Linked DNA regions of Homo sapiens: region 1 is linked to region 2. The links are chromatin contacts, found by Hi-C or POLR2A ChIA-PET in ENCODE. All regions are on one chromosome and are shown on one strand. The core of a region is the stretch at or near the end of the contact, and the rest is flanking DNA. Distances in the headings are between cores, read along the strand shown.

What was found. A loop is a pair of places that touch in the nucleus more often than their neighbours do. ChIA-PET counts read pairs that join two places held with the same protein, here RNA polymerase II (POLR2A). Pooled maps may share reads with other maps.
Region 1: a map of Right ventricle myocardium inferior shows a loop between it and region 2 (2.8-fold over the local background). The contact joins two enhancer-like sites. A Hi-C loop is called at or near these places in 3 of 168 maps with a recorded cell type or tissue (Caco-2, Right ventricle myocardium inferior and posterior vena cava) and 6 of 50 pooled maps. POLR2A ChIA-PET finds 5 or more read pairs at or near these places in 6 of 52 experiments (BJ, MCF 10A, PC-9 and 3 more).

What each region holds. Positions count from the first base shown.
Region 1 is chr2:236,745,907-236,750,322 of GRCh38, forward strand. No RefSeq gene overlaps it. Among named protein-coding and RNA genes, the nearest start is that of ACKR3, 180 kb to the left of the region's middle. Within about 2 kb of position 2,690, at least 11 of the 41 ENCODE cell types and tissues checked have a DNase peak (open chromatin) inside an H3K27ac peak, as active enhancers do.
Region 2 is chr2:236,685,910-236,690,032 of GRCh38, forward strand. No RefSeq gene overlaps it. Among named protein-coding and RNA genes, the nearest start is that of ACKR3, 120 kb to the left of the region's middle. Within about 2 kb of position 1,787, at least 4 of the 41 ENCODE cell types and tissues checked have a DNase peak (open chromatin) inside an H3K27ac peak, as active enhancers do.

The DNA of each region.
Region 1 (4,416 bases), core at 1,440-3,939, 61 kb after region 2:
TTTCTGTGTTTGCCCAAGTACATACCTGTCTCATGAATAAGCTCTCTGGTAGGAGGGCTGAGGCACAGTGAACAATCCCCCAGGGCGTGAGACACAGAATTGCACCAGTGGCCTGTCTGCCACCCAGCTCTGAAACACAAGCAGGCTTATCCCGTCAAGATTGAACCTGTGTGCTGAATGCTGTGAGCTCCCAGGCCAGCATGAGGGTGGCCAGGTGGGGAAGATAATCTGGATTTGCATGCCAGCTCCTTTGCTGGAGATGGCTGATGCTTTGTGTTTGTTTCGAATATTATTTCCATGGTTCTTTTATTAAAATCAGCTGTTGGGCTCCCACAAATTATTCTTAGCTCGACAGACCAAAACAAATGTCAAATAGTGAAAGTGTCATTCGAGTCCTAAAATGGGGAGTAGGCTGTAATCTTGTGTCTTGTAAAGATATAAAAATAGGACTAGGCAGAACCCTGTCTAAGGTATAAAAGAAAGAGAAAATCAGTGCAGAAGACAGAGTAGGAGATTCAGCTAGGATGGAAGATGAAAAGATACCCTTGGCTTTCTAGAAGCTTTCCCAGTTACTGTTTTGTTTGTTGTTTGTTGTTGTTATTTATCTTTTTAATTTCATCTCTTCTTTAAATCAGCCCAACAGAAACAGAAAACAAAAGTTCCTTTCAGTTTTATCAAATCTGGAAAAAAATCATTTAATCATTAAAAAAGTCTACTGTGCTACTTACAAAAACAAAAAAGTTGACTATTTCCCTCTGCACTGCTCTCCCCTCTTGAGATCAAGTATACAGAAGCACTTCGATGATCAAAGCATGTAGCCCCATCACATCAAGAGATGAGGATATCAGCTCCTTTCTATTTATTTCTATGGATAGGAATAGTGCTGTTATGTTGCCTCATCTCGATGGATTAGTGGAAAGCATTATGCTCTTCACAATGACCGTCAATACCCTAGGTGAGAGGCAGGGCTGGCCTCAGCAATTCTTCCGGGTGACAGCCTCTAAGCAGAAGCTTGAGGGGACAGTGCCATGGCAAGGCTGCAGGTGGGTGCCGGCAAAGCCAGACATCGGGGAGCTTGCAATTCCAATAACCCACCCCCTGGGACCCACAACAGGGAGGGTCATGACCCGAGAGCCACACTAGCGAATCGCTCCATCTACCTGGCAGGACCACCACACACGGTCCCCCCATCTCAGAACCCCATCTCAGCACCGGGGCTGTGGGGCAGGCGAGGCTTTGGGTAGTGGACAGGGCTGTAGAAGGACATTTCCTGGATCGCAAGACCCCTCTTCCCCTCACCTAAGCATTTCTCTGAAATCCAGGATGCAATTCCATTTATGTGGAAGTGTTTCCTTATTATTTCTATTTTAAAAAGTATTGTCAAAGCCCCTTATCAAATCAATGGTGCATCTGACATAAACATGAAACAGTCAGATGCCATCGTGGTGTGGCAGAGAGTGATGGGAAGATGAGGGGGTTGATTTTTATTCTTCCATTAAATGTCTGGGTTGACCCTGAGTGGAACTTAAATTCCTTACCTACTTAATTTAGTGTCTTTATCTCTAAAATGAAGAGGTTAAACTGGATTATTTTCAGGGTCTTTTTTGAACTAGCAAGCACAGGAGTCCACACATAATTAAGCGCTGCAAACGTGGGGGCGCGGATCAGAGTGGCCAGAGGCAAAGCAAGTTGTATGAGGCTGATGGAGGCAGGTCCCGTGGGATGGGAGGCCCCTCAGAGGGCCTGCAGGGAGCCCGTAGAACTCCCTGGGGACAGGCCTGAGTGCTCTGACAGGGGGATGGGGAGGTGACAGAGGGAGGCTGGGCACTTGGACCTGTGTGAGAAGGAGAAACGTGAAAGCAACTCTGTACCCAACAACAAGCAAATAAAAATGTAGTTCCCCCCCACCATGTGCCATCATGATAAAAGCAAAAGATGGCACTTTGTTGTTTTTAAAAGGATATTCCTTGCAACCCAAATATCCCCTAAATAATTTGTCACCCCTTCAGTTATGCTCCAAGTGGCAGTTAAGTTTCCCTTGGCACACAGATCCACTGGAGAAATGGAATATTTGGTTACATTCTCCTGTAGAGGGAGGGAGGCCTGAGGGTGTGCTTGTGTTTCTAGGAAACAGCCGGTGCTTCAGCGCTGACCCCACACCTGAGTGACTGTCCAGGTCTGGGCAAAGGGAAAGCCGACATTAGTGTCTGGGGACAGCATGCTCATTGCAGCCTGAGGCCTCATCCTCAGCCCACACACTGAAGGTGTGAGACGTGCAGGCCCCCACATGGGGACAGACCTCCTTTCTCCTGTTTCTGCTCGGACAACCTGTGCAGCTCTGCTCACTGCTGCTGGAGTTTGGGAGTTGGGACCCCCTCTCTACCATGCACACAGAATCCCCAAGCCCCAGACATCCAGGAAACACCACCAGATCCCTCATGTCTTGGTTCTGTCTTTTTCAGGCCCCCAGCAGGAAGTGGCTGGCTCAGGAGGTGGTGTCTCAGGTACTGCAGGAGTCATCCGTCTTCTCTTCTGCACTGGGGAGTCATTCTCTGACCTTGGGTTTACCTTTCAGAACGCTCCCAGCTCTGGACACAGGGCTTGGTGGGGACCTCCTTCGGAAGTGTCACCCTGAGGCAGAGCCAAATGCCGCAGCAACCGCCTCTCCTCCACCCTCTTCCTCCTTCAATGCAAGATTGCAATGAGATTGGCCCATAGGGCGGTTCAAAGAAGCAAAAAGTTATGATTAGGAAATACCGGTATTAAATAATTTCCCTTGGTTTCATTTCCTCTTATGACTGAATCCCAGCAGGGCCTCCCAATTCTTTTCCTTCAATTGGCTGTTTTATGTCCAATTCCAGGACGGGCTGGGTCCCGACTGTAAGCATCCCCCAACCCTCCCAATCCCTCCTTTGAGTCCTGACCATTTAGCCCAAGACAATTTTAAAATCGCAGAAGCTTAAGGCTGGAAAGCATTTTGACAGGTCCCCCAGGCTAACGTTATATGCGTTTTCTCCTGTTTTGCCTGAATTGAGCCAGAGGAGGGCTGAGCGCCTCATGTTCCCCTGAAGCATGCGGGCTTTGGAGGTGGCCAGGCTGGGCTGGCTCCTTCAGGGACAGCCCTGAGGCTCCCTCCCTGCAGCTGCTCACGCTGCAGCTGGCCTGCTGCCTGGACTTTCAGGGAACACCTACAGTGGGCCAGGCATTGTATGAAGGTAACTAGAACTAGGCTCCTGAAAACTTTAGTGGAAATAGCAGCGCTTTGCATTAAGTAAGATGTGGGCTACCTTACCCTCCAGAAGGGAGAGCATGTCCCAGTCCACATGTATTTCAACCAGTATCTTTTTAAAGAAGAATGGTACAACTAGAATACTCAGGGTGTGGCCTGGCTGGTGCCCAGGGTGACGGGGCCATGCCTCCGTGGGGACGCCACATTTGTAACTATGCCTGCATCTAGACCCATCTAATGTTTTAGTGTGTGGTTGATGAAAGCCACTGATATTTTTCTGCACCATGCTTTTGAAATTTGATATTTGGATGAATTATTCAATTCCCCTGATATTTCTGAGCTGCTTTTTCTGAGTCAGGCACTGGTGGTTTGGTGACACACAGGGAGACGTGCTCCAGGCCCCCGTGGCACTCACAGTGCAGCAGGAAGACAAATCACCTGCTTCACACAAGTCGGTGTTTGGTTACAATTGTGGGAAGAGTTTTGAGGAGAGGAAAGTGTGCTTGCTGAGGAATAATGGCCAGGAAAGGATTCCTGAGGAAGGGACATTCACATGGAGACCTCCAGGATCACTGGTGTCAGCCCGGAAGCAAAAGGAATTCCCAGGAGAGGAAAGAGCTCATGCAAGGACCCTGAGACCTCACACTGGGCGGAGAGAGACCCTGAGTCTCCACACTGAGCAGAGAGAGACCCTGAGACCTCATACTGGGTGGAGAGAGACCCTGAGTCCCCACACTGAGCAGAGAGAGGCCGAGTCCTCACAATGGGTGGAGAGAGACCCTGAGTCCCCGCACTGGGCGGAGAGAGACCCTGAGTCTCCACACTGAGCAGAGAGAGGCCGAGTCCCCCCACTGGGCAGAGAGAGACCCTGAGTCCTCACACTGGGTGGAGAGAGACCCTGAGTTCCCACACTGGGCGGAGAGAGGCCCTGAGTCCCCACACTGGGCGGAGAGAGACCCTGAGTCCCCACGCTGAGCAAAGAGAGGCTGAGTCCCCACATTGGGCAGAGAGAGACCCTGAGTCCCCACACTGGGCGGAGAGAGGCCCTGAGTCCCCATGCTGGGTGGAGAGAGGCCCTGAGCCCCTACACTGGGTGGAGAGAGACCCAGAGTCCTCACACTGGGTGGAGAGAGACCCTGAGTCCCCACAATGGGTGGAGAGAGGCCCTGAGTCCCCACACTGGGCAG
Region 2 (4,123 bases), core at 537-3,036:
CTAGTAAAAGATTCTCTGGAAACAAATTGCATACTTGCTTTTAGTATTTGAAATGCTTGATATGAGCTGTCTCCTCCAAAATCTAAGTCAATTATGATCCCAACCTTGAGCCCTCAGGACAGGAGAAAGTCCGTGGGTGTCCTCACCTGCAGCAGTCTCTGCCAAGGAGATGCATCTGGCCAGCCCTGGCCTCCTGCCCTCTGAATGAGAGATCCTCTGCCAGCCCTAGCCTCCCGCTGGAGTCTCCACCCAGACATCCATGGGGACGAGGGTGGCCAGCCTCCTACCAACCGCACCCCCGCCTCCCTTGCTCATGCTGAGTTATCACGGACTGAGCCCCTGGTGCTGGAATTTCCTGTGTGCAAATGGCCTTGGTGTTATCCTCCTCTTCCTATGTTCTGGGCGAGTCCCAGGGCAGTGGGGCATTTGCTTTGGCCTCCCTGCCCACGTTGCCCTGCAGTCTTCCTCAGCCTACCATCCACTCAGTGGCTCCAGCCAGAGGCCTTAGAACAAACCATGGTCCCCTCTGTTCCTCACACACTGCATCCACGCCCAGATGGACCTTATGCCTTTCCATCTTTCTCCATGTGCCCGGGATCCCCGTTCTACTATATCCTGTCCCCTCATGACAGCCAGGTGACGTTTTGCAACAAAACCCATTATCTACCCCCACTCCCCAAAGCCCTCCAAAATATCAGCATTGCATTAAGAATAAAATCCCAACTCCTTGCTAAATCCTGTAACTTTGGGCCCCTGCCCCCTTATCTGAACATCCCACAGGCCCCTCTTCTCACTCTTTCTGTTTTGAACCTGCTGACTTTCTCTTTATTATTGACCACATCCAGCTGTTTCCTGCCCTGGGATCTGTGCTCACGAGACTGGTGGTCTGTCTGCCTCAGCTCTCCCTCCAATGAGCAGGAGCCCTCTTCTCCGCTTCATTCCTTAGTGGAGGCTGAGCAGTCCCTCCAGATGGGGCTTCCATGCCCCTGGGTTTTCCACCACTTGGCTCCCATCTTTTTTTCATAGCAGGTAGTGGGTTTGGTCACTGCCTCTCCAGTGAGCCTGGAGGGGCCACGAGGACAGGGCAGACCCCTCCTGCTCATAAGTGGACCCCAGCCTGCACAGAAACTGGCTCCCAGCAGAGCTGGTCGTGATCTGTTGATAAAGACACAGCACCCTCTGTCCCTGGAGGTGTGGCCAGGGCACATCTACCCCGCTTTGCCTCTGTCCTTCTCACCACAACACGCTTCTTATCACTGTGCCCCCAGAATGACAGGATAGTGGTGATTGGGAAGGGGCTGAAACACACCTGACTCGGTGGATGTAGCACTCCACTGTCACACCTCATCTGTGTATGTGTGTGTGTGTGTGTATGTGTGAGCATGTGTCCATGTGTGTGCATGTGTGTATCTGTGTGTGCATGTGAGGACAGCATTTTTGGCTCTTTAAGTTTGACCTGGAATGTCCACTTTTAAATAACTGATGGCAAAGCCAAGCTGCTTGCGAAAGCAGGACCCGGTCCCAAATGCCAGTGGGGATTAAGAGGAGGTGGGACTTGTGCATCCTGGGTGGACAGGAGTCCTGAGATGTGAGCCTGGGGCCTATCTGATGACCGTCCTGAGACCCCAGCCCCACAGCAGCCCCCAGCCCACCTGCCTTCCTCAGCCTGCATGGAAGCTCCTCCATTCCCTCCAGGCTTAAATGGGAAGCCATTTCCAGACAGGAAGTGGAGAAGGGGAAAGTCAGCCATCCCATCAGCCTTTTCTGGGTATGTGGGGCTTGTCAGTGCTTGGATGGGGTCCCAGGCGGCTGGGGCGTTCTCACCAGGAACTGGCAGTCACAGGGTGGCAGGCAGAGCTGGAAGTCAGGGCAGAGGGCGGGACAGTGCGGGGGCTGGGTCAGAGCCAGGGCAGGCCAGTGCGGTGCCAGCTCACTGCAGGCTCTGCCCAGAAGTGTGTGGCAAAGACAGATTTCAGGTGTGGGTGTCTGGGATGAAGGCAGAAAGCAGGGAGAACTCAGATGGAAGATTCTGGAATAGGATTCACAGAGTCAATGGTCTGGGGGTCTCAGTGTAACTGGTGACGATAGCAGGGAGGGGGCCTCCCTGGGGACGGGGGTGGGTACAGAGGAGACAGGCCACACCCTGCTGGGCAAGGATGGCTTCCTGTGGGTCACCAGGGAGGTTGCAGGAGAAAAAATTACAGAGCTTGCCCAGAATATGCCACCCTGTTTTTGGGGTTTTATGGTGGTAAAGCTAAGTCTGCAAATTGCACTTAGAATAAATGCAAACGTATCTGGTGGCATTTTGTTTCTCTCTCATTGCCAGTCTTCTGGAATCAGGGCTGTTGTGTGTTGATCTGGGACTCCCGGGCCCTGCCTCTGTCCCTGGCCTCGGCCTGCTGGCTTGTGTGGGACCTGAATTTCGGGAGCTGTGTGCTGCGTCCTCCCGCTTCCCTATCTGGCCTGTTCTGCAGGATGGGAGGGCCAGGGGCTGGGAGTGTGTCCCCTCCCACCCTCCCTTGGAGGCTGAGCTTGGTCCTTTCAGGAGCATCAGGGTAGAGCTCCACTGAGATGGAGCCACTGCTGACTCCTTTGGTGAAATGATCCATAAGCCCCTGACTTCTCTGTCCTGAGAATTTGATTTCTTACTTTTCCAGGCTCGTTTAAAAGGAGGCACGGTGGCAACTCAGCTTATTATGGAGACTCTTTACTGCAGCAAACACACTTGCTCTTTCTCTTCTAGTTTCCTCATCTGTAAAAACAATCACAATTGTCCCCGACACATCTCCACCGAGAGTTCCTGAATGCCGTGGGAATAGTGTGCTGTTAGGGGAATTATTCTGGTTTCCAGGGCGATGTGTGTGCTGGGAGGGCCCTGAAATGGTGGTTGGGGGTGGGGAGGGGTGGGAAGGATGTGGAGGAGGCACCCAATTTCTCAGGAGCTGGTGCTTCTCCCTGCCCTCCCTCCCATGGGAGGAAGCAGCCGAAACTTGATAAGGGTTGTATTGCTTTTACCAATAAAGGGTTTCTCCTGCCGCCGCAGGCGGGGTCTGTCGTGGCTCTGCAGACATCGCACACACTCCTTCTTCACTGGGCCCCGCAGGGACTCAGGAGACAGGGCAGTGGTGGACGCTGTGCCTGCAGAAAGGACCCTGTCCCTGCCCACGGAATTGCTGTGATGAGGATGCTCCGCTGGGGGACTCCTGGTCGTGAGTCCAGGATAAAAGAATGTCTTGTTCTCAAGTGGAGAGGGCCCCAGAACGGGGATTTGAGGTGGAGCATTTTGAATTGGCGTGAATCCAAATGATTGCATACTCCAAAATATGACCTGTGTTCTCCTGACAGAAATGCACACAGGGGAAATCAAGCAGCCCAGACGCTGCTGGGGGGCAAGCGCAACTGGCAAGAGGCGGTCCACTCAGGTCCCATGCCATGGTGCATTTCCATGAGCCGGGGAGTTATGGGATATTCTACCTGGGTAAAAGTATTCTTCACACTCAGAAAGCAATTGTGTAGCCCTTTAGAGCTCACTCGTGTCAGGTGCAATGCAACTAGCTATGTACCTGTCCACTCCTGTTGCCACTTGCAGATTCCCTGAGGGCAAGGACTGGGCCTCTCCTCCCTCCCTCCCTCCATCCCTCTCTCCCTCTTCTTCTTCTTCTTCTTTTTTTTTTAGACAAGACAAGGTGTTGCTCTTGCTCTGTTCTACAGGTTGGTGTGCAGTGGCACCATCATGGCTTACTGCAGCCTCAACCACCCAGGCTCAAGTGATCCTCTCTCCTCAGCCTCCTGAATAGCTGGGACCACAGGCAGGCACCACCATGCCAGGCTAATTTTTAAACTTTTTGTAGAGCCAGGGTCTTACTATGTTGCCCAAGCCGGTCTTGAACTCCTGGGCTCAATCAATCTTCCTGCTTTGACCTCCCAAAGCACTGAGATTGCAGAAGTGGCTTTCTTCTCTCCCTTCCTCCCTCCCTCCCTTCCTCTCCCCCTTCTCTTCCTTACTCCTTCTTTCAGATCCCCAAAATACAGTTGCTGGAATGTGTAAGTGTTTAAAATAGAAAATATATTTATCTTGCTGATTAAAGAGCAATACCCATTTATTGATAATAACTCGGAAATA